Regions from separate parts of the Homo sapiens genome. Here region 2 is linked to region 1. Evidence: chromatin loops called from intact Hi-C (ENCODE). Cell type or tissue: CD14-positive monocyte. All regions are shown on one strand. Links, peaks and the distances in the headings refer to the core of each region. The heading gives the core; the rest is flanking DNA.

What was found. A loop is a pair of places that touch in the nucleus more often than their neighbours do. Peaks named below come from ENCODE experiments on the same cell type or tissue, not always from the same donor. Only the 100,000 strongest peaks of a DNase experiment are listed, where the experiment ranks them.
Region 2: it touches region 1 in a loop (2.7-fold over the local background); 5 of 110 quality-filtered maps call a loop at or near these places.

The regions. Positions count from the first base shown.
Region 1 is chr17:30,180,276-30,196,324 of GRCh38, reverse strand. It overlaps NSRP1 (nuclear speckle splicing regulatory protein 1), which reads right to left. Exons shown (of 7, transcript NM_032141.4): 6 at 15,309-15,417; 7 at 9,850-11,710. The coding sequence ends at 10,651. It overlaps SLC6A4 (solute carrier family 6 member 4), which reads left to right. Exons shown (of 15, transcript NM_001045.6): 15 at 1-2,006. Among named protein-coding and RNA genes, the nearest start is that of SLC6A4, 47 kb to the left of the region's middle. In CD14-positive monocyte, for the core only: no CTCF peak of the experiment used is centred there; a DNase peak (open chromatin) is centred at 8,564.
Region 2 is chr17:30,236,485-30,252,533 of GRCh38, reverse strand. BLMH (bleomycin hydrolase) reads left to right here. Exons shown (of 12, transcript NM_000386.4): 12 at 3,366-4,331. The coding sequence ends at 3,517. It overlaps LOC105371720 (a long non-coding RNA gene), which reads right to left and starts at 15,036. Exons shown (of 3, transcript XR_007065698.1): 1 at 14,763-15,036; 2 at 13,734-14,214; 3 at 301-460. RefSeq lists enhancers at 2,878-4,077, 13,305-14,205, cis regulatory regions at 15,201-15,243, 15,027-15,268, 15,371-15,390, 15,259-15,429, 15,657-15,696 and 2 more and promoters at 15,013-16,049, 15,039-16,049, 15,269-16,049, 15,027-16,049. In CD14-positive monocyte, for the core only: no CTCF peak of the experiment used is centred there; no DNase peak of the experiment used is centred there.

The sequences.
Region 1 (16,049 bases), core at 4,268-12,267:
GACCCCTATTTATCAATACTATGATGGGGTTTTTTTTTTTTAAAGAAAATTTAAGAGTAGGTAGGTGGATTTTAAAATAATATTTTAAAGACCTTTTATATCTATATGTAGCATTTATAGAAAAATAAAAACTAAAAATAGAATTGAATTGTAACATTATTTAAGGACTGAAGTTTTTTTTCTTGTATCAGTAAGAAATACCCAAGAGGCTGGGTGCAGTGACTCACACCTGTAATCCCAGCACTTTGGGAGGCTGCAGTGGGAGGATCACATGACATCAGGAGTTTGAGACCAGCTTGGCCAACATAGTGAAACGCCGTCTCTATTAAAAATACAGAAAATTAGCTGAATGTGGTGGCAGGCGCCTATAATTCCTGCTACTTGGGAGGCTGAGGCAGGAGAATTGCTTGAACCCAGGAGGCAGAGGTTGCAGTGAGCCAAACGTTCCACTGCATTCCAGCCTGGATGACAAGAGCGAAACTCCGTCTCAAAAAAAAAAAAAAAAATTGTTATGCTTAGTTCCATGGAAAGACTATTCTGAAGCTTTAAGTCTTCTTTTTCTATTTTCCATAGTATTGCCCCTTCCCCACTTCATTGCTTAACTGTCTCTAAATTTTAATGATAATAATATTTTAAAGGTCAGATAATGCCATTAGAGGCAGAGACAAACCTGGGGACCAAGCTAATTTCTCTGTTATTGAGAGCGCTAAAGACAGGTGAACTGGAGTTTTATTTCCTCTGCTAGAGTGAAATAATACCCTCTCCACCAGGCACAATGGCTCACACCTGTAATTCCAGCACTTTGGGAGGCCAAGGTGGGCGGATCACTTGAGGTCAGGAGTTCGAGACCAGCCTGGCCAACATGGTGAAACCCCATCTCTACTAAAAATACAAAAATTAGCCAGCCATGGTGGCATGCTCCTGTAATCCCAGCTACTTGGGAGACTGAGGTGGGATAATCACTTGAACCTGGGAGGCGGAGGTTGCAGTGAGCTGAGATTGTGCCACTGCACTCCAGCCTGGGTGACAGAGCAAGACTCCATCTAAAAAACAAAAACAAAAACAAAAAAACCCTCTCAATTGGTTTAATACCACGATAGAAAAGATAAATATTTTAGGATGGAATCTTAAATATGTCTGTCCTTTTGTTTCATATAGTTGAAATCAATTCAGTATTGTTTCTACATTAGGTGTTTCAAAAACAGTCACCTTTGCAACAGAAGAGCTCTTTTGTTGAAAATGATTCACAATATATTTCAGTTGGAATGTCAGGTGGTATTTCTCTTACCAACACCTCACAGAATCTATGCCAAGCTGCTCTACCACCAATGCAAGTATTTTTTTAAAGCTACTAAAATAAACTTTCTTCACCAGCCAACTCTAATTTGGAGACAGTGTGCATTGGTGAAGGACCTCGTCAGAATAAGTTTGAATGTCTACTGAACTAAGAAGAATTTTGTCGTTTGGGGGAGAGAATAGATGGCATCAGTCCTTCAATTCTGTAACTGAAGACTCCAATTATAGTAGATAAGAATTGTGTCTAGCAATTTTTAAACACTGACAGTCCAAACAAAAATATTTGGTGAGGAAGGATGTCCCATATTTTTGCTTAAATATCATAAACAAATATGAGCATTTACTAATTTTTTAAATGGCATTTTGAAAGATTATTCTTATTTACACTCTAAAATTAAAGGTGTACTTTATCTTAAGAAAATGATATATTAAAAATTCATATTTTAAAAGATAAAATTGGGGAATTTACAGTTATTTTGTGAATGGCCTTTAAACTATGATTTGATCTATATACAACTTTTCAGAATACTTTTGATTGTGTGTTGGACATATCTAAAATTAATTTTATCTGGCAGAATTAAACCTAAATTTATTTGTATAAAAGAGTCCCCTTTCTAAAATTCATACAGTGCCCTTGTATTCATTTATGCAGTGTTTATAAATATTTCAAGTTAGATTGTGAGATATTAATAAATGATTTATGCTGTGAACTGTTACTGTAATAACTCTTAATATCATGATTTGTTGTATCATTAAAAAAACACAAAATTCTAAACTCTTAAGGTTAAAAATCTTAACCTTATAGTCAAAATATTTAAACATCTCCCTAAACATCACTGCATAGCACTTACAAAAACTACATTGAATTAGATGTATTCAATTTCCATAAAGTTAAATAAGTTAATATAATTCTTTGTAATTTGTGAAGAGCTTTAGTTTATAATGTTCTTCCCCATATATTTCATGGGATCACCAGAAGTCTAGGTGACAGCTGTATTTTCCCAGGTGAGGATGGGGCTGGGATGAAGAGCCTGAAGCTCAAAGAGGCTGATTGATTTGCCCAAGTTCACACACCTGGAACGTTCCAGGACAGGCTTTATGCCTATAGGTTTTCTAATTCCAGCCCAAAGGTTATTTACATGTTTAGCTTTAAAATTAGCATCCATAGAGGCTTGAGAAATCCAAAGAGTATTCAACTGCAGAATGGGTTTTTTTCTAAACTGCAAGGATGTTCTATCTCATTTTAAAGTGTGATAGGGAAGAATAATTAACATAGGGGAAGAACCTGTTACTGATATATCATTACATGTGTGCTGTCCCCAGCCAGAGACAGCAGCAGTCCCCAGCCTTTTTGGCACCGGGACCGGTTTCATGGAAGAAAATTTTTCTACGGATAGTGGGGAGCAGAGGGGTATTTCAGGATGAAACTATCCTACCTCAGTTCATCAGACATTAGATTCTCATAAGAAGCACACAACCTAGATCCCTCGCATGCATAATTCACGACAGGGTTCACACTCTTGTGAGAATCTAATGCTGCCGCTGATGGGACAGGAGGTGAAGTTCAGGTGGTAATGAGCTGTGTGGTCCAGTTCCTAACAGACCTCCTGCCCTACAGTTAAAGACTCTCCAGTTACCATCACCACACTAAATCTAATCCTTGTACTAGATTCAAATTATCTGATTTACATTGACTTGTTTAAAGAGGTATTAAGGTAGGGATTCCCAAAATAAAGGATAACATAAGCAAAAGACGGGTGACAAAAAGAAAGAAAAACAAGAGCGAGAAAATAAAATGGGACCAGAAATGAGGCTACATGTCACACCAGAATGACTTTCACATGTGCTGTTGGTATGCCACAAATCTGATCCTAGGCTTCATTAGAGATAACTGTTGCATCCAGTTATGAGATGCCATTTATTATCACTAAGGCTTAGTGGTCACTCTGGGTCCTGCTGCTTTTCCAGGGATATTGCTATTATTTAAAATAAATGCTAATGTTGTCAGTGCTTTATAGAGAGGGCAACTCCAGTATTAAAGTGTAATATTTCAATTACAGGAATCTCTTTGGAGTCTCAGCTCCAGTTTTGGAACATATCACTAAGTAATAACTAAAGATCTCAAAATGATTACCAGTATTTTTTTTTACACACTTTTTTTTTTCTTTCTTTTTTTTAGACAAAGTGTCCTGTCACCCAGGCTGGAGTGCAGTGGCGTGATCTTGGCTCACTGTAGCCTTGACTTCCTGGACTCAAGTGATCCTCCCACCTCAGCCTGCTGAGTAGCTGGGACTACAGGCATGCACCACCATGACTGGCTAATTCTTTGCATCTTTAATAGAGACCGAGTTTTGCCATGTTGCTCAGGCTGGTCTCATACTCCTGGGCTCAAGCAATCTGCCCACCATGGCCTCCCAAAGTACTGGGATTACAGGCATAAGCCACTGCACCCAGTGACATGGTTTTTATAAACTAAAAAATTCAATATGTAAAATGGTGGAGAGGATAGTTAATGCTGAGATCTGAATAAATGGACTTGAATAAAAAGTAGAATATATCTTATAGATTCTAACTACAAAAATGAAAATGAGACATGTATCTCTGACAAATGAAGACATTCTCCTACATAACCACAATTAAACCATCATAGTTAGGAAAGTAACACTGCTGCATGACTGTCAACTCATCTTTAGACCCTGTTCAATGATCTTTAGGAAAAAGGATCTAGTCCAGAATCATTTTCATTTAATTTCACGTCTCTTTTGTTTTCTTCAGTCTAGAACCGTTTTCCAGTCTTTCCTTGACTTTCACAACCTTGAAGCCTTTGATGTTAATAGGCAAGTTATTCTGTAGAATGTCCCTCAATTTGATTTGTTTGAAGATCAATTCCTGCTGATTAAATCCAAGCTATGTATTTCTGGCAGGACTATCACTGGAATGGTGCTGTGTTGTTTTCCCTGCATCCTACCAGGTGGAGAATGATTTTGATTTGTCCCCTCACTGGTGATGTTAACTTCAATCACTTGGTTAAGGTGGTGTCTACCGGGCTTTCCACTATAAAGTTCCTTTTCTTTTTGTCATTAATATTTTGGGGGATGGAGTTATTCTGACACTGTGCAAATATCCTGTCCTCATCAATCCATTTATTTTTAAAAATAGATTCCTGTTTTATCCAATGGATTATAATCAATTTTATTCATTTATTCATTCATTCATTTTTTTGAGACAGGGTCTCGCTGTGTCGCCCAGCCTGGAGTACAGTGGTGTGATCACAGCTCACTACAGCCTCGACCAGGCTCAACTGATTCTCCTGCCTCAGCCTCCTGAGTATCTGGGACCACAGGCACATACCACCATGCCTGGCTAACTTTCGTATTTTGTGTAGAGACAGGGTGTCACCATGTTGCCCAGGCGGTTCTCCTGTGCTCAAGCAATCCTCCCACCCTGGCCTCCCAAAGTGCTGGGACTACAGGCATGAACCACAGCACCTGCCCCCATTATTAATTTTGATGCTCAATTTTTCCTATATTTAGCCAGTGAGAGTCCCTTCAAGCTGGTTTCTGTGTGCTTTTGACATGTCCCCATCATTCTTGGAACAGTTCCTTGTTTTCCAGAGTGAGATGTTTCGGGACCAGCTTGTACTTTCTCTGCCACAGCTCTGAAATCAGCTATATCTCCAAGAAGCCCTGGTTCCTTTTAGTCAAGAGCATATTTAGAAACCACGATCTGGGTGTTAGGTATTCTCATGGCTACTGAGTTGTCACTGATCCTCAGCCCTCTCACTGGATAGAAGTGTATACATAATTTGCATTTAATAGTTATTTCTCTATCTTAAAAACCATGAGGTCACACCAATATCTCCAATTCCAACCCAACACTACAAAGTTCATTCTAATTTTCTTCCTTTCCATATTTATAACCCCTTTTACCACCTACCCATGTATTTTTAATATAGTTTTGCCTTTTTTCCCCTATATATATATATTACTTCTTCTCACAAGACTGAAATTCATCCAAGTTGGGTATAGCTCTAGTGTATTCATTTAACTGTTGTATTGCCTATGTGTGTGTGTGTGAATATATATATATATATATTTTGACAGTCTTGCTCTGTCGCCCAGGCTGGAGTGCAATGGCGTGATCTCAGCTCACTGCAACCTCCGCCTCCTGGGTTCAAGTGATTCTCATGCCTCAGCCTCCTAGTAGCTGGGATTACAGGCACGCACCACCATGCCTGGCTAATTTCTATTTCTTGTATTTTTAGTAGAGACAGGGTTTCGCCATGTTGGCCAGGCTGGTCTCGAACTCCTGAGCTCAGGCAATCTGCCCACCTTGGCCTCCCAAAGTGCTAGGATTACAGGCGTGAGCTACCACGCCTAGCTATATATTCTTTACTACTGATAGAGATTTAGGTTGTCATTTATTGAAAATGTATTATAGATATTCCTGGTGCATCTGTGGAACACGAGTTACAGGAAACATGCAGTGTCAATTACTAGGTAAAGCCAAACTTTTCCCAAAAAGGTTGTGCCAGTTCACCTATTACTAGTAGCACACAAAAATTACTATTGCTGCTGGATGCAGTGGCTGACGCCTGTAATCCCAGCACTTTGGGAGGTTAAGGCAGGCAGATCATATGAGGCCAGTTCAAGATCAGCCTGGCCAACATGGCAAAACCCTGTTTCTACTAAAAATACAAAAATTAGCCGGGCGGGGTGGTGTACGTCCGTAACCCCAGCTACTCGGGAGGCTAAGGCAGGAGAACTGCTTGAATCCGGGAGGCAAAGGTTGCAGTGAGCTGAAATTGCATCACTGCACTCTAGCCTGGGCGACAGAACAAGACTATCCTAAAAAAAAAGAGAGCCAGGCATGGTGGCTCACACCTATAATCCCAGCACTTTGGGAGGCTGAAGAGGGCAGATCACGAGGTCAGGAGATCGAAACCATCCTGGCCAACAAGGTGAAACGCCGTCTCTACTAAAAATAGAAAAAATTAGCTGGGCGTGGTGGCAGGCGCCTGTAGTCCCAGCTACTTGGAAGGCCGAGGCAGGAGAATGGCGTGAACCCGGGAAGCGGAGCTTGCAGTGAGCTGAGATCGCGCCACTGCACCCCAGCCTGGGCGTCAGAGCGAGACTCCATCTCAAAAAAAAAAAAAAAAAAAAAAAAAAAAAAAATACCGTTGCTTCGCATCCTCATCAACACTTCGTATTATGTCTCTTAACATTTTGTCATCCTTGTGAATGAGTAATGGTATTCACTGTGGTTTTAATCTGAACAAATAGTCACTCGCTGCTGAGTCTATTTGATATCCATATGGAGAAAAATCTTAACCCCTATCTTACACCACAAACAAAAATTAATTCCAAGTGCACTGTAGATCTAAATGGGAAATGTAGGCAATAATGCTTCTAGAAAATGTTGTCCAGTATAACTTTCTGCAGTAGAAATGTTCTATAAACCTGCACTGTCCTATGTGGCAGCCACCAGCCACATGTTGAGCATTCGAAATGTCTAATGCAACTGAGGAACTGTATTTTAAATTTTATTAATTTTAATTAACTTTGTAAAATTAGAGATATCTGTTCATTAAAAATACCATTAAGAGTGAAAAGGTAAAGCCATAGAGGGGAGGGAGAAGTTCCTTACAAATAACTCGTACCTAGAATATCTGAAGAACCTGTACTGGGGCCAGGCAAGGTGGCTCATGCCTGTAATCCCAGCACTTTGGGAGGCCGAGGCGGGCAGATCACCTGAGGTCGGGAGTTCGAGACCAGCCTGACTAACATGGACAAACCCCATCTCTACTAAAAATACAAAATTAGCCAGGCGTGGTGGCAGGCGCCTGTAATCCCAGCTACTCGGGAGGCTGAGGCAGGAGAATCGCTTGAACCTGGGAGGTGTAAGTTGCTGTGAGCCGAGATCATGCCATTGCACTCCAGCCTGGGTAGCAAGAGCGAAACTCCATCTCAAAAACAAAACAAAACAAAACAAAACAAAACCTGTACTGGATTAAGGAAAAGGCAGATAGTTCCCCTCCACACCCCCCTCAAAAAAAAAAAAAAAAAAAAAAGCAGGGAGTGGAAAGGTAGTTAATGCCTGTAATCTCAGCACTTTGAAAGCTGAGGCAGGCGAAATTGCTTGAGCCTAGGAGTTTGAGACCAGCCTAGACAACATAGTAAAACCCCGTCTCTACAAAAAATTAGCCAGGCGTGGTGGCATGCAGCTACAGTCCTAGCTATTTGGGAGGCTGAGGTGGGAGGATCACTTCACCCTGGGAGGTCAAGGCTGCAGTGAGCCATGATTGCATCACTGCACTCTAGCCTGGGTGACAGAGAAAGACCCTGTCTCAAAAACAAATACCAACCCCCGCCAAGATACCCAAATGTTAAATGTTAATAAAGATGTGAGAGCCATCAGGGAACCACAAAATAAAACCATGAGATACCACAACACCTACCAGAGTAGCTAAAAGACAAAAAGCCAGAAGACAAATACCAAGGGTGAGCAAGATGTGGGGCAACTGGAACTCTCATACATTGATGGAGGGAGTGCCTTTTAGTTCAAATATTCTGGAAAACTAATTGGTAGTTAACTACTAAAGCTCAACATGAGCATACCCTATGAATCAGCAATTCCATTCCTCAGAATTACCCAACCAAAACATACATGTATGTACTAGATGACAAGCGCAAGAATGTACCTAGAAGATACATTACCTAGAAGATATTATTATTCATAACCCCAAAAAGAAATAACCAATGTCCATCAACAGAATGTAGTAGTAAAGAATCTACAAAACAAGCAAAACTACTCTAAGGTGCTAAAAATCAGAAAGAGTAGGCTGGGAGAGAAGTTTAAGGGGAGCTCCTATGGCACAGGTAATGTCTTTTTAAACTAGGTGTACTGTGTGAATCCATTAAGCTGTAAACTCCATGTGCAATTTAAACCTTATACTACAACAAAAAAATTTACTAAGAGTGTTCTGGTAACTTTTGGCACAGAGCTATCATGAATGGAACCTTGTATCAAATAGGACTTTTTGGGTTGTGACAGCAGAAATCCAATTCAAACTAACCTAACAGAAAAAGGGAAAAGTATTGGTTTAAATGTCTTAAAAAAAAAAAAAAAAAAAAAAAAAAAAAGCTACACTAGAGCCAGAGATGCAAAAGCAATCATCAGGTTTTTTGTTCTTCTCTCTGTCTGGCTTTCTTGTTGTGGGTTTTTTTTCTGCCAGGCAGCAAGGCACTCTCCATGAAACTCCAGACTTACCTCATCGCCATAATCAGCAATGACAACAGAAAACATCTTTCTGTAAATTCTGACAACATGACCAGCATCAGCCTAGCTTGAGTCACATACCCTTACTGTAGGCTATTCTGCCCCATTTGAACCCGTGGACTAAGAGTAGTAAAGGTGTGTTTTCTCAAAGGCAAATCCTGCTGTTACCAGGAAAAGGGGGAATGAATACCAGAGAGGCAAAACCAACATTCTGTATATTTGGAGGAGACAGAAGAAAACTCTTCATTTGCAGTCTCTCATCCTGATTTATGTCAAATTAAGTTGGTTAATAAAAGTAATTTATAGCTTTCCTATCTAAGGATCCAAGCGGCTTTGTAAAAGTCTCTGAGCTTTTCCCTCTGGGAGAGGGAAACTGAGTTTATCATCAGATGTCTCTGACATCAGTCTCTCCTCCTAGACTACCTTGCACACTACGATCAAATTAATCTTCCCAATGCATGGCTCTAGTTATAAAACAATCCCAAGAAAGAAACCATACTCCCCACCAAAGTTAAAGATTTTTTCTGTCACTCATGGTCCTTCCATGATGTCACCCTTTTACCTTTCCATACTGATGTTATGTTGCTCCCTTTTTGTACACCAAGTCAGTGATTTTGGGGGTTTGTCACTGTCACTGATTGACTTTAGAGTATTAGGATGTAACTGACATTTAATCTATCAGTCAGAGATTTGGGCGTTAACTTTCCTGTGACTTTTCCTTTCTGGTTTTAAAGGTACAATAAAATGATTTATAAATTCTAAATCTGACCCTTAATATATTTCATCTAGTCAGCATTCTTATTAAACCAAGTTTATCCTTCTAAAAATAAGAAAGTGTGCTCTTTAGGTAGAGTATTGTGAGATATATGAACAGCATTTTCTTAATGGGAAGACCTAGTAGAGAACTATTTTCTCCACAGCATTCATCTTTCCCCATAAATAAAATATTTACAGTGTATAATTATTTCTCCTGAGTTTCAAAGACTCAGAAGAAAGATACTAGTTTTATTTTTATACACAAGTGGAACTTGTAATAAACTGCACTATCTTTTTCAGAGTAGGTGAAACAAGACATGTTTAGAAACAGGCCACCTAGATCTTTAGCTAATTTCATTTAGGCTAATGTCTCCACAGCTTCACCTTTAACTAAAAGTGATTTACATATATAACCAATTTACTAACTTGTCAAGGTTTCAGAATTACAAATTAATTTCTACTAAAAGCGAAAAGATGAATTGTGACATGAGTAAAATTATTTTAAAATAAATGCATAAATAAAATGTATAAGCATATCATTTTATTTTCATTTAAGCCAACTATGCTGTAAGCTATTTAGACAAGATGATTCACATTTTATACTTAAATACAAATTTCAGAACATAAAGTATATTTTCTGTTTTTCAAATCCATATTTTATCTGAAATACATTTCCTGCAACAAAACATTATTAGAAGAGTTAAATTATTTATTTAAAAAAAATTTTTTAGAGACAGGGTCTCATTCTGTTGCCCAGGTTGGAGTGCAGTGGCATGATCATACCTCACTGTAACATCAAATTCCTAGGCTCAAGTGATCTTCTTGCCTCAGCCTCTCGAACAGCTGGGACTACAGGCATGGACTACCATGCTAGGCTTTTTGTTTTTTAAATAGAGACAAGGTCTTATTATCCTGCCTAGGCTGGTCTTGAATGCCTAGCCTCAATATCCTTCTGCCTTGGCCTCCCAAAATGTTGGTATTACAGGCACGAGCTACCGTATCTGGCCAAAATTATTTTTTAATGGTTGTAGTGGAGCAAATTTTCCTCATTATGTACCTACAGGGAATTAGCACACTCTTAACGGTTCTTGAATACAACAAAGAATGTGGTATTGATGAGTACACACTATATATAAATTCAGCCAAACATCCACATCCAAACATCCAAGCTGTAAGACTGACTTTTAACTTAAAATTTTGAAAATAAATTTAAAAATGCCCTCCAAACTACTGGTAACACACTCCTTTATGGTTTTACGCAGCAGGTTCCAGGAATTACAGTTTTCTGTGCTTCCTTAAATCTTTCTCTTGGGGTAGCCATCAATCATCTTCTTTCTCAATATAGGTCTTTGCATTAACCCGCGCCATCTGCCTGGCCAAGTACCTGTCTCTAGCTGACATTACAGTTTCTTCATTGTTCCGCTTTGCAAACTTGCTCACTGCCTCAGGTGGTCTCTCTTGTTCTTTACCCTTCTCTTGCCCTTCCTCTGTGAGTCTGTGTTTTGCTCCCAGTGATGATTCAGAATTAGAGGGTTTCTCTTGGTTTCTTTCTTTGTCCTTTGCCATGTTTCTCATTTTGTTGGATCTTTCTTGGTCAAGAAATTTATCCTTTGCCCTAGAATTTGGGCTGCTTTCCTTTCTGTCTTGATTTCTTTCTGAAGACTGAACACCTACCTCTCGTTTTTCTCTATCTCTGTATTTATCATTATTTTCATATCTTTCCTTCCTTACTTTCATATGCTCTTCCTTTGCTTTGCTTTTCTCTTCCTTCTCTCCTTTCTCACTGGGTCGGTTCTGATCATTTTGTTGTCTATCTCTTTCTTGTTCTCTTTGGGAATATTTCTCCCTATCTTTCTCCCTTTTCCATACTCTGTCACTTCTTTCTCTTTGGTCCCTCGCCCTTGGTTTATCTTCCTGTTCATGCCTCTTCCAATGGGAATCTCTATGACTGGCCTCTCTGTGCCTATGAGAATCCCTTTCTTTCCGGTAATCACGGTCAGTGTAATGGTTCTCTTGGTCTCTGGATTGCTTCTGCTGGTGCTGATCTTCCCTTTTCTCATGTCCTCTCGACGTTCGTGATCCTTTCGTGTGGTGCCTGGTACTGTGCCCTCTTTCTTCACTAGGTGACCGAGAGTGGTTTTGACTCCTGTGGTGCTTGAAGTCATTCTCAGGGGTCTCTATGACCTTTTCCCTTCTGCAGTTCACTCTAGTTTCTTCTATTTCATCATCCGCACTGCTCTTAGCATCGAAGTCACTGTCTGCATCTGGGTTTTCCTCTACTTTCACATCAGTTTGAAGAATGCATTTCTCTTGTGGTATTCTGTTTTTTGAACTTACTTCATTGGAGAAGCCCCTTGATTTTTCTTCCTTTATACCAGATCTTAGAAACAAAAAACAAAAAAGGGCAGAAAAAAATGCCACATTATCAGTTGTAATAAGCAAATGAAGGGTTCATATAATTTTTATCAATACTCAAATCAATACACCTATAGTGATATATACTGTCTGATTATCCAAATGCAAAAAGGTCCTGATGTCTATGCAAACTAGTATTTTCAAATTCATACCATTCAGAATATTTTCAATATTTGTAGAAGTGAAAAGAGAAAATTAGCCCTTGTCTACTATACTACTAGAACCTACAGGCAAGGGTCTGTACAGGTCTTCATTTTTTGGTAAGCCTAAGACAAAGAATAATTGGGAAAAGTAATAAATGTTCTGAATCTAAGTTCTATTTTCACAACATGAAGCTTAAGTTGTGACTGTTGGATTTGTTGTTTCCTTTCTTATTTATTTATTTTGAGACATTCTGTTACCCAGGCTGGAGTGCAGTGGCACAATCTCGGTTCACTGCAACCTCTGCCTCCCAGGCTCAAGTGATCCTCTCACCTTAGCTTCCCGAGTAGTTGGGATTACAGGCCTGCACCACCATGCCCAGCTAATTTTTGTATTTTTAGTAGAGACAGGGTTTTGCCATGTTGGCCAAGCTGGTCTCAAACTCTTGACCTCAGGTGATCCAACCACCCTGGCCTCCCAAAGTGCGGGGATTACAGGTGTGAGCCACCATGCTTGGCCTTTTTCTTTTTAAAAAATTATAAAAATAGTCCTAGAAATACATGAAGATAATCTTTGCACAGCAAAATAGTGGCAAATATAATCCTAAATATTTACTCTCTCTCATGAGTGTATCCTGATTCACTCCTTGGCACCTATCACAACAAAATGGAAATATATTAATTTGTCCATTAGAATCAACAATACTAAAATTATATTACCTTCATTGTTCCAGCTGGCAAGTACAGTTAACTTTATAGTATGAGTATAATGTAAATAAGAACCACTCAGTGATTCTTACTAATCACTTACTAATCACACTAATGGTGCAACAACTTTGGTTCTCCAGGAATTACTGGCAGAACTATCTTGGCTAAAGGACCCACTAACAGTTAGGAATTCGATTATTAGACTCTAAGAAGTACAACTATGTCAACGACATTACAGAGTTTCATGGCAGCCTAATAAATATTCCAGATGAAACTCTAATACAAAGATATAACGTAATATAATTTCCATTCAAAACCTGAATCTTCAAATACATTTTCTTAGGTTCATACTTCTCACCAATTTTATAATCAAAGCCTAGCAGCGTAGGGAGGGAGTGGGGCATAAACTTCCTCTCCTCACCTTAATTCTATTCTCCTACCTCTTCCCTTCCTTAGCAACACAGACTCAGATCTACCCAGAACATTCCTGTTAAAAAAAATTTTTTTTTTTTTGCTTAGGACAGACTCTTTTACCTTCAGCTACATAATTATGGCATAATCATCTCACCATTCCTATAATACCTTATAACTTTATTCAAAAATCCTCTAATCCTTTACCTTCTAGACCAGCATTAATAGAAATGCCTCAAGAAATGGTAATGTTCATATGTGAGCTGTCCCCAGTATGGCAACCACCAGCCAAATATGGCAACTGAGTATATGAAATGTGGCCGCTGTGATCAAAACTTTAAATTTTATTTACTTAATTTTATTATTTATTTATTATTATTATTTTTTGAGACAGAGTCTTGCACTGTCACCCAAGCTGGAGTGCAGTGGCGCAATCTCAGCTCACTGCAACCTCCGCCTCCTGTGTTCACGCCATTCTCCTGCCTCAGCCTCCCAAGTAGCTGGGACAACAGGCGCCCGCCACCACGCCTGGCTAATTTTTTGTATTTTTAGTAGAGACGGGATTTCACCGTGCTGGCCAGGATGGTCTCAATCTCCTGACCTCGCAATCCGCCCGCCTTGGCCTCCCAAAGTGCTGGGATTATAGGCATGAGCCACCGTGCCCAGCCATTTTATTTTTTGAGATGGAGTCTGGCTCTGTCGCCAGGTTGGAGTGCAGTGGCGCTATCTCAGCTCACTGCAATCTCCGCCTCCCGAGTTTAAGCAATTCTCCTGCCTCAACCTCCCCAGGAGGTGGGATTACAGGCATGTGCCACAATGCCGAGCTAATTTTTGTATTTTTAGTAGAGACAGGGTTTCACCATGTTGGCCAGGATGGTCTCCATCTCCTGATCTCATGATCCACCTGCCTCAGCCTCCCAAAGTGCTGGGATAACAGGCGTGAGTCACTGCGCCCAACCTACTTTATTTACTTTAAATTAATTTAAGTAGCTACACGTGACTAGTGCCTACATACTAACAGTGCAGTTCTAGCCCCGATATGTAAGTCTTACATTTTAGGAAGGCTGGGTTCTATTTATGAAAACAAACCACTTTCCTTTTTATACACTATCTGAACATGTATATAAGACTTATATTGTAGACACCTAATTCTTTCCAACTTTCTCCTTAATTCTGACAGCAAAATCATTTTAAGGTACCAGGCACCAATCATTTTAAGGATCATGAGGAATACCCACATTCTTATTTAAAAAAAAAAAAAAAAAAAAAAAAGCAGCCAGGTGCAGTGGCTCATACCTGTAATCCCAGCACTTTGGGAGGCTGAGATAGAGGGGGGATCCCTCAAACCCAGGAGTTCAAGACCAGCCTGGGCAACATAAAGCCCCATCTCCACAACAAAAATACAAAAAGAGGCTGGGCGTGGTGGCTCATGCATATAATCCCAGTACTTTGGGAGGCCGAGGCGGGTGGATCACCTGAGGTCAGGAATTCGAGACTAGTCTGGCCAACATGGTGAAACTCCATCTCTACTAAAAATACAAAGATTAGCCGGGCGTAGTGCATGCACCTATAGTCCCAGCTACTCAGGAAGCTGAGGCACGAGAATCCCTTGAACTTGAGAGGCAGAGGTTGCAGTAAGCAGAGATCGCGCCATTGCACTCCAGCCTGGGTGACAGAGCAAGACTCCATTCCATCTAAAAAAAAAAAAAACAAAAAAAAAAAACCACACACACAACAACAACAACAAAAAACACAAAAAGAAAATTCGCTGGGCATGATGGCTTGCACCTGTAGTCCCAGCTACTTGGGAGGATCATTTGAGCCCATGAGGCAAAGGCTGCAGTGAGCTATGATTGAACCACTGTACTCCATCCACCCTAGGCGACAGAGTGAGACTCTGCCTCAAAAAAAAAAAAAAAAAAGAAAAAAGAAAAAACTACAATTTGATTTTGCTTTCCCTTGAAGATTTTGCTCTCCCTTGTTAAGACCCATAAATCACTTAAAAATTCAGAAACTTTATACATTAAAAGTCTGTCTTTGGTTTTACAATAATATTAAACTCAATCACTGTTTTAATGTAACAATTTCTGTGAAATGCAGAATAAAAATGATCTTAAACTAAATCTGTAGGTTTTAAAATCAAGAAACTGCAAATTTCTAGCCATTCATTCAGTTAGGTAAGGCTGGCTGACAACACAATATGCAATGTTGTAATCTTCCATCTTTCAGAGGGTTAAAATGACCCCACAACCACAGATTATTAACAGTATTTTTCTTCAAAATATTTCATACACGTCTCCTCACCTGGCTTCACGAAAGCTGCATTTAGGTACTTCCTCTTCACCAACTGCTTGATTTAATAGGTGCCTATAAAATCCACTGAGATCTTTCTGCTTGGTTACATCCAAACATGCTAACAGAGGGAAAGCAAAAATTAGAATATATTCAATAAGGCACAGTGCAGTTTCATTTTACAGACATACAGTATATAACATACAGTGTGTAAACTACTCGCTGGATCAGGAGTTGGCAAACTGCAGGCCAAATCTGGCCTGTTGCCTGTTTTCATAAATAAATTTTTATTGAAACAAAGCCCTGTTCATTTATGTATTGTCCACAACTGCTTTTGTACTACAAAGGCAGAGCTCAGTAACTGCGACAGAGATCATATACACAAAAAGCCCTAAAGTATGAATATGATCTGGCATTCAAAATATGAATTTATAAATTTAAAGTCTTAAAATATGAATACTAAAATACTATCTGGTCCTTTACAGAAAGTTTGCCGACTGGCACTCTAAACACATAGTACATGCTTAGACAGAATGTTATAGACTTGGTTTTCTTCTACTTAAAAGCTGAAGAGGATGGGCGCAGTGGCTCACGCCTGTAATCCTACAACTTTGGGAGGCTGAGGTGGGTGGATCACCTGAGCTCAGGAGTTCGAGACCAACCTGGCCAACATGGTAAAACTCCGTCTCTATAAAAATATAAAAATTATCCAGGTGTGGTGGTGCATGCCTGTAATCCCAGCTACTTGGGAGC
Region 2 (16,049 bases), core at 3,926-11,925, 57 kb before region 1:
GTGAGGATGGGGTTTCGCCATGTTGCCCAGGCTGGTCTTGAACAACTGGGCTCAAGCAATCCACCTGCCTCGGCCTCCTAAAGTGCTGAAATTATAGGTGTGAGCCACTGCACCTGGCCTCCACAGTGTTTTTGAGGGTAAACGTATGCTATGCCACGTCAGGATGATCTGTCTTTGACTTCTGTCGGGTGAAAAACAGGATTGGGCATAGATGACTTCACCAAATCAATTGTGTTTTCAGGTTAAATAATGCCCTTTGTCACACCTTTTAGCATACAAAATTAGACTTACCAGTATTGTTGCCTTTAAATTTAATCCAGTCTTGCCTCAAGAGCAGCAGTTCTCAAAGTGTGATCTTTGGTTCCCTAGGGCCCTTTCAGGGAGTGTGCAGGGTCTGCCCTTGAGCAACATATCTGTGTGAGGCTGGATTTCCTTCATCTGCTTCAAGCAGAACAACATACTGCAACAGATTAAACACAGATGCAGATACAGGAATTCAGCTGTCTTCTGCAAATCTAGACATTAAAATGTAAAACAATGCCACTTTTTTAACTAAAAATATTTTTTTACATAATATAATTTTTTTCCTCAAAATATATTGTTTATATTCATTTTTCATACTTATTTTTAAATGAATTAATATTTTTAACTTTCTGTTTTAGTTTCTGATATAGTAAATAATGATAGATATTAGTCCACATAAAGAATGTTTTCGGTCCCTAATAATTTTAAGAATGTAAAGGGCAGGGCTTGAGGCCAAGAGGCTTGAGAACTGCTCACTAGGGGACCCTCTTGCTAGAAACACCTACTTCTCCGTTCTCTTGGTCCTGTGTAGTGGGAAATGGTATAGCACAGGCCTAGGTTTATGAGAACTGCTCACTAGGGGACCCTCTTGCTAGAAACACCTACTTCTCCGTTCTCTTGGTCCTGTGTAGTGGGAAATGGTATAGCACAGGCCTAGGTTTATACAAACTTTCAGAGAAAAATGGCTCCAGTGTTTACTATAAAACAAGTAGCAGATACGGTCAGATGACAGTCGTGGTGCTGATGGCCATTGCTAGTCCGGGAGCCCTTGGATGTGTGTGCCTGCCTTTCTCTTGATTCAGTACACATCGTTTGCTCTGTGTTCTGTCTGTGGCCCAGCAGCCCATTCTTGTTTTAAATATACGGACTTCAGTCTCTCACTTTAATTTTGCTCTTCTTATTAGCAATGGCTCGGGTAAAGCATTTTTTTCCCATTTAAGTTTTTTGGAGATCTGTTCCTGAAAGAACAGATTTGTTTGTTTTTGTTTTTTTAACTTTCAGTAGTTTTTGGGGAACAGGTGGGTTTTGGTTACATGGATAAGTTCTTTAGTGGTGATTTCTGGGACTTTGGTGCACCCAGCACCTAAGCAGTGTACACTGGTATGTTGTCTTTGTTTTATCCCTCCACCCCTCCCACTCTTCCATCCTGAGTGCCCAAAGTCCATTATATCATTCTTATGCCTTTGCATCCTCATAGTTTAGCTCCAACTTATATAAGTGAGAACATATGATATTTGGTTTTCCATTCCTGAGTTACTTCATTTAGAATCATGGCCTCCAGCTCCATCGAAGTTGCTACAAAATACATTATTTTTTTCCTTTTTATGGCCGAGTATAATATTCCATGATGTATAAATATCACATTTTCTTTATCCACTCGTTGGTTGATGGGCACTTAGGTTGGTTCCATGTTTTTGTAGTTGTGAATTGTGCTGCTATAAGCATGCGTGTGCATGTGTCTTTTTCATTTAGTGACCTCTTTTCCTTTGGGTAGATACCCAGTAGAGGGATTGCTGGATCGAATGGTAGATCGTTAGTTCTTTAAGGAATCTCCATACCGTTTTCCTTAGTGGTTGTACTAGTTTATATTCCCACCAGCATTGTAAAAGTGTTCCCTTTTCACCACATCCACACCAACATCTGTAATTTTTTTGCTTTTTAATTATGGCCATTCTTGCAGGAGTAAGGTGGTATCACATTGTGGTTTTAATTTGCATTTCTCTGATAATTAGTGATGTTGAGCATTTTTTCATGTTTGTTGGCTGTGTATCTTCTTTTTCAGATTGTCTATTCATGTCCTTTGCCCATTTTTTGATGGGATTATTTGGTTTTTTGTTTGTTTGTTTGTTTCTTGCCGATTGTTTGAGTTCCTTGTAGACTCTGGGTGTTAGTCCTTTGTCGGAATCATAGTTTGCGAAGATTTTCTCCCACTCTGTGGGTTGTCTGTTTACACTGCTATTTCTCTTGCTGTGCAGAAGCCTTTTAGTTTAATTAGGTCCCATTTATTTATGTTTTTGTTGCATTTGCTTTTGGGGTCTTAGTCATGAATTCTTTGCCTAAGCCAATGTCTGGAAGAGTTTTTCCGATGTTATCTTCTAGAACTTGTATTGGTTTCAGGTTTTAGCTTTCAGCCTTTGACCATCTTGAGTTGATTTTTGTGTAAGGTGAGAGATGAGGATCTGGTTTCTGAAGGGGAATTTGTGTTGGCCTAGTGGAGCCTGAGATGCAGGTTAATCCTCCTTATGGAAGGCAACTATTACTAGGATGGGTACCCGATGACACCACACTTTTTCTCTCAGCTGAGCTTTCAACCTTAAATGGGGCATTAGTGCCGGGGCACCTCTGTATAGTCCTAACCCACTGGAGAGGCCTTCCTAAGGAGAGCAGGTTAAGCAGATGTCTGAGTCTTCTAGTTCCGCCTGATCGTCATCGTAGATTTCCTCCTAGGAAAACAAGGACTGTTTTATCATTTGACTCCCACACTATCATCTGCAAATAAGTGCATACCTAGGAATGATGACTTGGCCCCATCAGAATGCTCACAGCAGCCCGCCTGGTTGTTGTAGGAGTGTGTGATAGAAAGGAATGGGGGAGAACAGCCATTGACACTGGTAGGGTAAGAAAGGAACTGGGATGCTTGCCCTTCTGACCCTAGAGATTTATGCCCTAGGTGTGGCTGTATGAATGAGAAGTTTTTCTGCCTCCCTACTAGTATACAGGTCATCACTCACCATCACCAAGGCAGCGGAGGAAGAGAGCATCAGTACAGGATCTGGTGTTAGCCTTAGGTCCAAGGCCCAGCTCTGAACCTCACCATGTGACCTGGGCACATCACCTAGTTACTCAAGACCCGGTTTTCTAATTTTTCTAAAAATAGAGCCATGCCTGTCCTATCTGCTTCACAGAATTGCTAATAAGATTTAGATTAAATGAAATTACAGATGGGAAAGCTGAAAAATATGTATGAATATTAGTTTTGTAAAAGGTTTATCCTACAAAAAGGGTTTCTGCTCTTTGTCCCTTGCCCTCTGGACTCATAAGTCTTCTGTTCTTTTCTCCAGGTTACCTGTGCATGACAGATGAGTGGTTCTCTGAGTATGTCTACGAAGTGGTGGTGGACAGGAAGCATGTCCCTGAAGAGGTGCTAGCTGTGTTAGAGCAGGAACCCATTATCCTGCCAGCATGGGACCCCATGGGAGCTTTGGCTGAGTGATACTGCCCTCCAGCTCTTTCCTCCTTCCATGGAACCTGACGTAGCTGCAAAGGACAGATCCAGGGACTGAAGCCAAAGTTATGCAAGGGACTGTGTGTTGCCACAGGACACAGTCAGATTTCCAGTCTCCACCAGGAACCTCTTCAGAAAGTGTGCTTTATGCTGAAACAGAATACTGTTAAAGGAAAAAAAAGAGGGGGGAAGATCAGGTCATACTATCTACTCTCCTCATCTCTAACAGCTCAGGATCTCTTAGCATTTTAATTAGATGTAATTGTTTGTCTTTAACTGTCAAAAAGTTTGGTTCTGTGTCTGTGTTTTAATAAGACGAGAGGACGAGCGATTGAGGTGTATGGAGAGAAAACAGACCTAATGCTCCTTGTTCCTAGAGTAGAGTGGAGGGAGGGTGGCCTAAGAGTTGAGCTCTCGGAACTGCATGCTGCTGGACAGTATCACTGTCTTTCCTAGATGGCAGTCACTGAATTCCATTTTTTCAAGGTAATTTCTTGTGCCTCTAATAGCCCAAGAATGGGAGGTTGATCAGATCTGACATGATTCCTTCCTGTTCTGAACTGTGGGGTGTGCACATCTCTGCTTGAGTCAGGTTTGAGTAGAGGCTTAGAGACAGTTGGGTGAGAACAACCAAAATCTTATCATGGTCTCAGTCATAATCATTAGGGGGAACTCTAGCCAAATGGTTTAACTTCTGCCTGTGGAACTGGGGATTGGGTGGGCAGGAAAAGGTGATATCCATTCTTTCTGATAACTAGATGGTGCTGAGAAGCTTTTGAATAAAAACTTTGCTAAATGAGAATAAGCTGATTTATGTGATCTGTCTGAGAAGTGTTTGTTTATCTACAAAAGAAAGCAGCCAGGTGGCTCATGTTCTTGAAAGTGAAAAAACAGGAAAAGGGCTTCCCTCTTCAGCTTCTCTGCAAGATGTGTACTCTTTCCCAGACCGCCGATTCTCACCGGCATCTGCAAAGGGCTTCCAAGCGCCTGTTTAAGAAGGACTGTTCCCCTACCGCATAAATGTTCTACCCAGATCCAGGGTCCCTACAAGGGTGGGGAGTGAGGCTCTGTTGGGCCCAGCCTTAGAATAGGTCAGTAAGTTATCTTACTGAGATTGGGCCACCCTTTCAAGAACAAGGGTAAAATAGAAAACATTTTCACAAAAAAAACTGAATTTGCCCCAACAGAAGGGAAGTGATCAGTATGGAAGGGTTGAAATGTATCAAGGAATGTAGAATAAAGAACATGATTGTTATGTTGGTCAGCTACACAAAAAGCAACTGTAGAAGAGTCTTAACAGGGTTGGAAAAAAGGTAAAACGAAAATCCATGAAGGTAGCAGATAACTAGGGAGGGGAGGTAATTGGAATGAACATACTCTAAGATCCTTGTGTCTTTCAGGAAGAAGATAAATACATTGTTTAACTTCAGACTTTGGTATGTAAACCTGTGCCAAAAACTTCTATAGTATCTACTAAAAATAAGCAGAGGATACAGTTTTCAATCAAGAATAAATAGAATGGAAAAATGCAATCAGTCAAGAAGACAAGATAGGGTAAAGAAAAGGCAGGACAAATAGAGCATCCAAAACAAGATAGTAGAGAGAAATCTAAATGTGCCAATAATTATATGTAAATGGACTAAATGTTCCCGAAAAAAAAAATGCCAAACTGTATTTTTAAAAGAAATCCAGCCATATGTGATGACAAGAGAGAGACATAGGCAACCTACAATATAAGAAAGGATGGAAAAGATACATCAGGCAGATACTAACCAAAATAAAACTGAGAAGTTATACTCATAACCCACAGAATTAAGGCCACTCCAAAGTAACGAAACAGACTGTCTAATTTCAGTTTATTTGCATAAACTGTAATGTGAATGTCCTCCCTGGAGCTGTGGAACACCACAGCCCTGGAAATAGGCTTTAAGACAAAAAGCATTACTACAGATCGAACCACTACATAATGATATGCTTACCCAATTCTTCAGAAAAACAAAGATTCTAAGTTATGCACCTAATAACATTGCCTCAAAATATGTAAAACAAAAACAGCTATATGGAAAAATAAGAAATCCAGCATCATAGTGGGAGATTTTAATATGCTTCATGTAGACCAAGCAACAAAAAATTCAGGAAAGTATATAAGAGATTTAAACATTTAGCAAGTTTGGTAAAATGGACGTGTTTAGAAGACCACATCTTCATCCTGAAAGCACAGATGTGTGGAAACCAATGACCGAGCATAAACCTGTTAAAAAAAAAATTGCATCTAACAACTGCACATTCATTTTGATCACCTATGGAACTTTTTCAAAAAGCGACCATATACTGGACGGTAGAGTCAATCTCAACAAATTTGAAAGGGTTGTTACCACGTAGACCACACTCCAACCACAGTGCAATTAAGTTAGAAACCAAAATTAAAAGATTACAAGACGACCTCTGTATGTTTAGAAATTAACTCATGGGTCCAAGAAGAAATCATGAAGGAAATTTAACCTGAACAATAATAAAAATATGTCAAAACGAGGGATGCAGCTGCAACAGTAATTTAAAGGTTTTACAGCATTAAATTATTACATTAATGTATTAAGATTATAGAATTTTAATTAGTTCTGAATAATAGAATGTAAATTCTAAATCTAAATATCAAAGTTATACTAGGATGTAATAAAGGCTGAAAATTGAGCTAAACATCTGTTTCAAGAAATTAGAACAGCAAAATAAACCTAAAGGAAGTAGATATGCACAGAAATTAAGCATAGCATCAACGAAGCCAGAAGTTGGTTCTTTTAAAGAAAAATTGACAAATATTAATTTTTTTAAGTACACAGGGAATTAAAAGGATATTATAGATGCTGCAAATATTAGAAAAATAGAAGATACTCTCAACTTTCTCAAAAGCAACAGTAAAGGGATTTGTTTAGAAGACAAATCCACAAGCTCGGGAAGACCAGGAGAGGAGCCAATGAAATATTTGAACCCAGAAAGCAGATGGAGACCTTGGAAGATTTAGCAGAGCTGAAAAAGTTGAATCTCACTGAGCCAGTGGTGGAGAAAGCCAGTGATAAGCAAATCAATTTACAGTGCATAATCCCCTGAAAAGCATAGATATGGTAGCAACAGAAAGCATTCTGGAATTGGGCGTGAAGGGAGGGTTACCAAAGAGTTGAATGTCTGTTGGGTCCCCTTCCTATACCGACCGGCTTGGTGATGCCCTTCCTCCATTCATCAGTGCATTAGAGATTTCTTTTCTGGAGAGAGAAGAAGTGTGTAGTCTAGGTGTCAGGTGAATCCCCTAAGTGAGCATTTACATTCTGAATCTTCTTGCCATCCTTGGCTGCTAGAACTCTAGTAGCCAGGAAATTGGAAGTCTTCTCAGGAGCAACTCGATTAGCTCAATAGGCAAGACGTAAAAAACGACTTTATGGCCTAAAGAATGATTTTATGAGGCTAGCATAACCCTGATAAGGATAGTGAAAAAAATACATGTAAACCTCACCCATAAACATAGATGCAAAAATCCTAAACCAAATGCAGCAATATGTAAAAAAGATAATCTTCATTACCAAATACTTAATGAAAGCCATTTTTCAAATGAACTTAGGATCCAGAGGGGAGAAATGAAGCATGGTGGTTTTATCTTCTCTGCTAAAGATTAGGGAAATGGGCTGAAGTTGTAGCTGGAGGTCTCAGTTGGAAGAAACTGCTAGTATTTGGGTGACGAATGAGGTAGGAAATGGGAAGGCATGGAGTTGTCTTTTGCTTTAACTGTGAATCATACAGTGTCACCAGAGGAGAGCTTCATGACTGGCCTCTGGGAAGTCCTGGCCTGAGTAATGGTGACCCTACACGTCCAAGAAGCCAAGGCATGATAATGAGACATGCCTTCAGGATGTGGTGTGGCCCATCTGCTTGCTTTGGCTTGTCCTTAAAGAGCAGCTTAATTCTAAGTTGCTGTTGGTGGCACCAGGGCACTTGGACTTGAAGTCCTATTCCTCTAGTGTGGTGTGGGTGAGCACCATTGCCCACGGTGGCTCTAGTTAGTCATTTGTTAAGTTAGATACTTTTTAAAGTGATTCCAGATGAGCGTGGTCATATTTAGGACAACTTGTTGAGAACTGTTGTTGATACTCATGAAGCCAATGGCTTCCTTCTTGGGGTCTGTGACACAAATGGGTTGAAAACTAGGATTAAACTGGCCGGGTTTTTCTGTTTTTCTTTTTCAAACTCCAAGTCCTTTACACATTATTGCAGAGGGAAAGGAAATAGGGGAATGTTCAATTCACAACAGCTGCAGCTATTTGGTCTTTGTTTTGTCTTTTCTTTTGAGTCTCATTCTGTCACCCAAGCTGGAGTGCAGAGTACAGTGGCACGATCTCGGCTCACTGCAGCCTCCACTTCGTGGGTTCAAGCAATTCTCCCACCTTAGCCTCCAGAGTAGCTGGGATTACAGACATGCGCCACCACAGCTAATTTTTTTTTTTTTTTTGTATTTTTAGTATAGACAAGGTTTTGCCATGTTGGCCAGGCTGGTCTTGAACTCCTGGCCTCAATTGATCTGCCCGCCTAGGCCTCCCAAAGTGCTGGTATTACAAGTGTGAGCCACTGCGTCTGGCTAGCTGTAGCTATTTGGAAAGAGGATTGTGTGCAGATGGGAAACCCTCCACATCATCTTTCCTGGATATTGTTTGAATACTCAGTGCTTTCCCTCTTGCTGACTCCTCTGGAAAAACTCTAGTTTGGTAGCACGTCTTGAAGTGGACAGAATGAGTTCTGGAGCCATCTTTCAGGTTACCCCATGACAGCTGTTTGTTTTTTAAAAATCAGCTGCTGTGCAGAAGGCTAGGGCAGCCAAGGCAGGGTGGCTATTTGATGGAGAGTATGGGAGGGTGCTTGACTTAGCATAGCAGCATCCCTGCATCTCACCTGGCGGAGACCTTATGGGTTAACCTAGTCCAAAATTCTCCAAAACGAGTAAGTCTTTTAAGTTCTATTTGCACACATTGACAGGAACACACAGCCTCTCACTGTGGCCCCTGCCCACCTCTCCAGACTCGACTTACTCCCCTTCTTGTACACTCTGCTTCAGCCAGCCACTGACCGCCTCCCACCCTGTCCCGCACTTTGTCCCTCAGACACATCAAACTCATCTCCGCCTCCTTGCTGTTCCTCCTTGCTGTTCCGTCTACCTAAAGCTCTTCCCTCAGGTCTTTGCATGGCTGGCTTCTCATTCGGGTCACGCCTTCAGTGTCAAGGCCATCTCTGACCACCTTATCTAGGCAGCCAACTCCCTCCTCCTACTGCCTCTGCCACCTCCATGCTGTTACAGGGTCTGTTTTATTCACAGCACTTACCACTTTCTGGAGGTACTGATGTATTTATATGTGTATTGTCTGTTTTCCCCAAAGTCAGTTACTCCGTTGGCTCCCAGGGGCGGGAACTTTGTCCTGCTTGTGACTGTATACTCAAGTGCCTGGCTCATAGGAAATATAGGGTAGGCTGACACTGAGCACACCTTCTATTCTGACAGCTATAATTAACGAACAGTTTTTACATAGACCTGAAGTCAGCTTCACTATAACTTGCTCAGCAGGGACAAGTAGAACAAGAACAAAGCCCCTGGAGATGTTTGTATTTCAACATTTCACATTAAGGTCTTGATTTCATTTCATGCAGGTTCCTGGCAGTGGGGAGAATAGGTAGGGAGAGAACCACAGAGGCTTACCTGGCTTCCTCACTGCTTGAACCTTTTTTGTTTCAAATCAGCCCAACACAGCGGGAAGAGCAGGGCCTTTGGACTCAGATATGCTGGCCTTGCCACTTGGCAAGCATATAAGTGCCTACACCTGGCAAGTCTGTATAAATGTGGAGAAGCTACTTAATCTCTCTCAGCCTCTGTTTCCATGCTTCCTTTGTTGAAAAACAATATTAAAATTTATTCACTTCGTGAGGTCGAGGTGGGCAGATCACAAGGTCAAGAGATCGAGACCATCTGACCAACATGGTGAAACCCTGTCTCTACTAAAAATACAAAAATTAGCCAGGCGTGGTGGTGGGCACCTGTAGTCCCAGCTACTCAGGAGGCTGAGGCAGGAGAATTGCTTGAACCCAGGTGGCGGAGGTTGCAGTGAGCCGAGATCACGCCACTGCACTTCAGCCTGGATGACAAAGCGAGACTGCATCTCAAAAAAAAAAAAAATTATTAAATATGAGAACTCAGCCTGAAACCTGGCTGAGGAAAACTATATTTTTTGATAACATATATAGTTATCCAAAAATAATAATACCAGTTTATATTGCATATTTCCCATATGGTAGAAAAAGGACAGAAGATAATGCATATAATGTGCCTAGTAGAGGCTCAATAAATGGCAGCTTTTATTAAAAACAGTTCTCATGGAGATTCTTCAATGTGTCCAGTGTTGTGGGAGCCCCTCTGGGAGTTAAAACAATTCCCTTCTCTCCAACCAAATTTGTCATTTACTTGGGAAAATAACATGTTTATGCATGAACCAGTTGAAAAGGTGACTTTATATGAGAGAGATCTTGCAGTAAACTCCGTAATAATTGTGAAAGGGCTTGAAGTTGGAGAAGGTAACGTGCTGACTTGTTTTAAAGTAACTTCAACCCACAGTGAACGCGGTGATCAGCTTACCAAGAAGAAACTAAGGGAAGCCCTTCCTAGATGGAGAGGCACAATTTACCCTGAAGTTTGCTGAGAGGAAGAGCCAAAGAGAGGGTGAGTGTCTTATAAACTTGAGCAGGAGAAAGAAAAATGGAAATGGGGTACAGGAGAGAGGATTGGCTTCAGGAGCTGGGAGCAGAGGGCTTGAGTTCTAAGAGTAGGTCTAGCTCTTTGATCAGATCTTGAGCAAAGCCTTGGACTTCACCTCTTGGCTCCCAGCATCTTTGCTAATAAATAGGAAAAAAAAATGTCCTGCTTAAGTGAACAGCACTGGTGATGTGTAATGTGGCACGATTTGGTGGGTAGTGCGTCTGGTGTAACATGGAGCTGAACTCCTTCAAACTCCCTAGGGCTCCTCCCTCCTTTGTGAGAAACTTGAGGCCCCTTAGAACATCTTTTTTTTTCCCTTCCCCTCTTTTCTTTCTTTTCCCTCCCTTCCACCGTTACCCCTTTCTTTCTTTGCCTTTTATAATTAAAAAATGCTTTTCTGAAAAAGTTTCATAAAAATATCACCTGCACATGGCAAATATTTAAATAGTATAGCAGGGTAGACATTGACAAAGGGGGTTTCCCTCCATCCTAATGTCCTCTGCCTCCAAGGCACCTACTGTTCCCAGTCTCTTCTGTGTGCTTACAGATTTCAATACACATATCAGCCCCCATGCCTTGCCCTCAACAATTTGGAGTAACAACTGTTCTATGCATTTTTTTTCCTCCATTTACAATAAATCTTGAGAACTCCCCCAGATCAGCCCATAGAAAACTGCCTTACTCTTTCTACCTGCTGCATGGTACTCCATTGGTGGATATGCCACTGGGGCCCTGGTTTTATGGCACTAAGTCTGGTAAGACTCAGAGGCATTTTCCTAGCCCTTCATTGCTGGTGTGTACATTTATGGAGCCTGCTGTGCGCCCACACAGTGATAGGTGTTGAGGCATGGAGAGAGGCAGCACCCTGTCCCTTGGGAACCCAGAGCCTGGGAAATTCGGAGAGGGACCAAGGTGCTGCAACAGCTGTATGTGTACAGGGCGGTGGGGCCCTCCCTGGTTCTCTGTGCTTCTGGCGTCAACATCTCCACCAACGTGGAAGGGAAAAACAGCTGCCCTCTGGAGTGTGGCCCTGGCTGATGAAGTCAGGGAAGGGAATCCCCTAGGGAGGAAGTAGAAATCATAAACCCTTAAGGAAGGAGACCACCACTTCTCCTGCTGCCCTTCTCCTCCTCCCCTCCGACCCACCTAGTTTATAAGACAGAAGATAAGGAAAAAAGCAAAAAGTCAGAAAAAAAACAGAAGTAAGATAAATAGCCAGACGACCTTGGCGCCACCACCCGGCCCTGGTGGTTAAAAAATAATAATAGGCCGGGCGTGGTGGCTCACGCCTGTAATCCCAGCACTTTGGGAGGCCGAGGTGGGTGGATCACAAGGTCAGGAGATCGAGACCATCCTGGCTAACAAGGTGAAACCCATCTCTACTAAAAATACAAAAATTAGCCGGGCATGGTGGTGGGTGCCTGTAGTCCCAGCTACTCGGGAGGCTGAGGCAGGAGAATGGCATGAACCGAGGAGGAGCTTGCAGCAAGCCAAGATTGCGCCACTGCACTCCAGCCTGGGCAACAGAGCAAGACTCTGTCTCAAAATAAAATAAAATAAAATAATAATAATAATAATAATATCAACCCCTGACCTAAACTACTTGTGTTATCTGTAAATTCCAGGCATTGTATGAGGAAGCATTGCAAAAGTTTCTGTTCTGTTAGCTGATGCATGTAGCCCCCAGTCATGTTCCCCACGCTTGCTCGATCTATCACAACCCTTTCACGTGTACCCCTTAGAGTGGTAAGCCCTTAAAAGGGCCAGGAATTTCTTTTTCAGGGAGCTCAGTTCTTGAGACATGAGTCCGCTGATGCTCCCAGCCGAATAAAGCCACTTCCTTCTTCAACCTGGCATCTGAAGGGTTTTGTCTGAGGCTCGTCCTGCTACACCATGGCTCACAGAGATTGCAGATAGATCGTGGGGTAGTCACAGTATCTGTAAAGTCTGGGGTGTCACCTACACCCTGATTTCTCCTCACGTGTGAGTATCCTTCAAGCTGGGCCTTTCCACATCAGCCACTCCTGCCTTTTCCTCTCTTTTAGAAAAAATTATCTGTGAAGTCTGAATATACAATGAGTTAAGCAGGGTTAGCAACAGAAACTTAAATCGATGCTAATCTGACAAATACTTACTGATTTTAAACAATTATTACTGTGCCTCTCAATGGGGTTGTGGAAGCAGCAGGGGCCCATGGTGAAGACTGAGGGAATTAATTATGGGGCTTAGATAGAAAGTGCTATAAAAGTCTTAGTTATTGTTATTGGCATTAGCATTTGCCCAGCAAGTGCTTCTGGGGGTGTTTGGGGTGTTATCATAGAGTGAGTGGTGTGGTGAGGCTGCTGCCGTAATACCTGACTGAGAGATAATGGGAGTTCAAGTCAAGAGGATGGTGGGGCTGGGGAGAGGGAGGTGGGAGACCGGGTGATGGGGTGCTAGGAGGAGGGTTTAGCAAAGGCAGAAGGCTCTGGAGGAATGAGGGGAAGGAGCTGGGAAAAATGACCAATGACAAAATGAACCTACTTCCAAATGTTTCTGGCCTTTCTTAGGGCTGAACCTGATCTGTTCCTCCCCCAAACCCCCCGCACTCCCAAAAGGACCTTGTCTGGAGTTCCCTTTAGCTTGCTTCATCTGGATGGGGTGGGCCTGCTAGGGGCTCCCATGGAGACCTCCGTAGAGATGAGCCCAGGGTTCACAGTGGCAGCAAGTCCTGCCTTGGAGGTGCCACTGAACATGAATGTAGAGTCACCAGAACCATGCCAGGAAAAACTGGGGGTCCCAGGAAAAACCAGGGGTGTCGGGGAGGTGCTGGTGGGAATGGAGCAAGATGACACTCTAAGGACTGAATATTGTCAGCATTTTCCTGGGCCTGAGAAAAAGCCCACAAGGAGGGGTGGGCCTTCTTCTTTCGTTATTGTATAAACAGGGCAGAGACAGGACAGACAGATGGCACCAAGGGCTTCCGGAGGGAGAGCCTGGGATTCGCATGGTTCGGTCCTGGCTGGCTCCACAGGGGACTCACTGCTGGCCTTTGAGACTTCCAGGAAGTGGGTTTTCTTGGTGGTGTTTGGGGCAGGTGTAAATATTTATGTGCCCCTTTCCTCTTAAAGTGAAAGCTTGTATTTATTCTGAGCCCCAGAGCAGCTTCTAAGCCCCACTATTTCTGGGCTCAAGCAGGTGAACAAAGAAAAACTATTGCTGTGCGGTGATTGCCAGGCAGCCTCTTCCCAGCTGCCCAGGACCTGTCGCCCTTGACATCTCCCTGGCTGTCCCTATACACCACCAGCACCAAGCTTCGCAGGTGCCTGCTGGGTTTCTGGCTTGCATCTCTTCCCTGCGGCCACCAGCTGACGCCTGCATTCACATTCTAAGGAACCCGTCTGTCCCAACCACCACGACAACCCCCTTCCCCCCTACTCTTACCTGCAGCCCACGCAGGTCACAGCCATTAGATCCTTCCCCTGAAGCGCTGCTTCCCTCCTGCCGCACTCAGGGCTCCCTCCTGCCTTCCATGCCCAGGACAGGGCCTCCCGGCCTCTCCAGGTCTCTGGAGCAGAGAGGTTGTGCCTTCCTCATGCGGTCAGGCTCAGGCTGGGAAGGAGCGGCCCAGAGGCGGGGGGAGGCACGGGTGCGGGGCTGCCTCTTCCCCGGTAGTGGACGCTGAAGCCTGTCCACCTGAATTGGAGGCGGGGCGGGGCAGTCGACTGACCGCCAGGCAGGGGAGCAGGGCGCGGGCTCAGAGGGAGGGAGTGGGAGGCCGAGGAAGGACAAGGTGCTTGTGGCGATGAGTATCAGAAGGCAGAGCGGAGCTGCTCAAGAGAGGCTGGCTCTGTGGAGGTGAGGACCTGCAGGTGGGCCTGGCCTCTCTGTGGGATGGTACCCAGGGCAGGAGGAAGAGAAACACCTGTTTAGAGAGAGGGGGAGGGTCTGGGCCAGTTGTGTGCGGACTCTGCCATGGAGGCAGGGGGAACCAGGGCGGGGCCGTCTGTGTAATTCTAATGTCATTTGCTAATGGTGGTTGCCCGCAGCTGGGGAGCAAGAGGGGAGGAGATGGGACCACCCGGCCAGAGAGAGGAGGGGTCGAAGGCCCCCTTGGAGGAAGGGCCCAGCGCACAGGGCCTGCAAGGAGTTGGCCCCTTCCCCACCCACAGCTGGGCAGTGCCCACTGAGATCATCCTCCCTACTTCACAAACAGAGACACAAAGGCCAGACAGCTTGAGGTTAAGGAGCTCGGTCAAGCCCACACCACAGTACAGGGTGGGGGCCGGGATTTGACCCAGGTCCACAGGGTGCCCACTCTCTAGGCAGCACCTGCACAGAACAGGGCAGTGCCATAGGGAGGGGCTGCGCGCTGGGCAGGAATGCATCTTCGGCTAGAAAGAGTCTAGAAGGAAGATCAGAAGTGGCGAGACTGCACAATTAAGAAGTGCTAAGAAGTCACACTGGACAGACCTGGTCTTGGTAGCCAAGCGCTGAAGTCACCCCTGCAGCCGTCCTCCGCTTTGGCGCCTCTTCCCAGCGTCCCTGCCCCCCTCCTTTGGCCCTCCTGGAAAGGACACTTTGCGTTTTCTGTTGCCCTTGCCTATACAGCACAAACATGCTCATTTAAGAAGTGGAACGTGGGAGGCAGCAGACAACTGTGTTCATCTGAAAGGAGGAGGCCCCACTCCCGTGCAGGCGCTGCCCCTGGGGGTGAAATTCCCAAGCTTGTTGGGGATTCTCCCGCCTGGCGTTGCCGCTCTGAATGCCAGCACCTAACCCCTAATGTCCCTACTGCAGCCCTCCCAGCATCCCCCCTGCAACCTCCCAGCAACTCCCTGTACCCCTCCTAGGATCGCTCCTGCATCCCCCATTATCCCCCCCTTCACCCCTCGCGGCATCCCCCCTGCACCCCCAGCATCCCCCCTGCAGCCCCCCCAGCATCTCCCCTGCACCCCCAGCATCCCCCCTGCAGCCCTTCCAGCATCCCCCTGCACCTCTCCCAGGATCTCCCCTGCAACCCCCATTATCCCCCCTGCACCCCTCGCAGTATCCCCCCTGCACCCCCCAGCATCCCCCCATGCACCCCCGGCATCCCCCCTGCACCCCTCCAGCATTCTCCTTGCACCCTACCAGTATTCCCCCGCATCCCGGCCTCCAAGCCTCCCGCCCACCTTGCGGTCCCCGCCCTGGCGTCTAGGTGGCACCAGAATCCCGCGCGGACTCCACCCGCTGGGAGCTGCCCTCGCTTGCCCGTGGTTGTCCAGCTCAGTCCCTCTAGACGCTCAGCCCAACCGGCCGCACAGTTTTCAGGGGTCAGTTCCTCCAAGTACAAGGGGCGGTGGCTTCTCTGGAGCTGCAAACTTGTCACTGCTATTTCCTTTCGGTCTTCTACTTCCTATCGTTCCTGGCCTCCTCTTGGGGAGAGGTAGAGCCCTCTCCTTTCCGCCTCAGGGACAACCCAAAGCAAGTACTGCATGTGCCCTTTTTAAAGTTTTAAATAATTTTAGCAAAAAGGATATTAACATTAAATCAATTTTTAAACTTTTTGAAAAAATTATCAAAACTACATGCACATGGTTCAAAACAATAGGCTCCTGCTGGGCCCTTTCAGATAATTCAAATTGTCACCAGGTTGGAGTGCAGTGGTTCGATCACGGCTCACTGCAGCCTCGACCTCCCGGGCTCAGCTGATCCTCCACCTCAGCCTCCTGAGTAGCTGGGAACACAAGCGCGAGCAACCACGCCCGGCTAATTAAA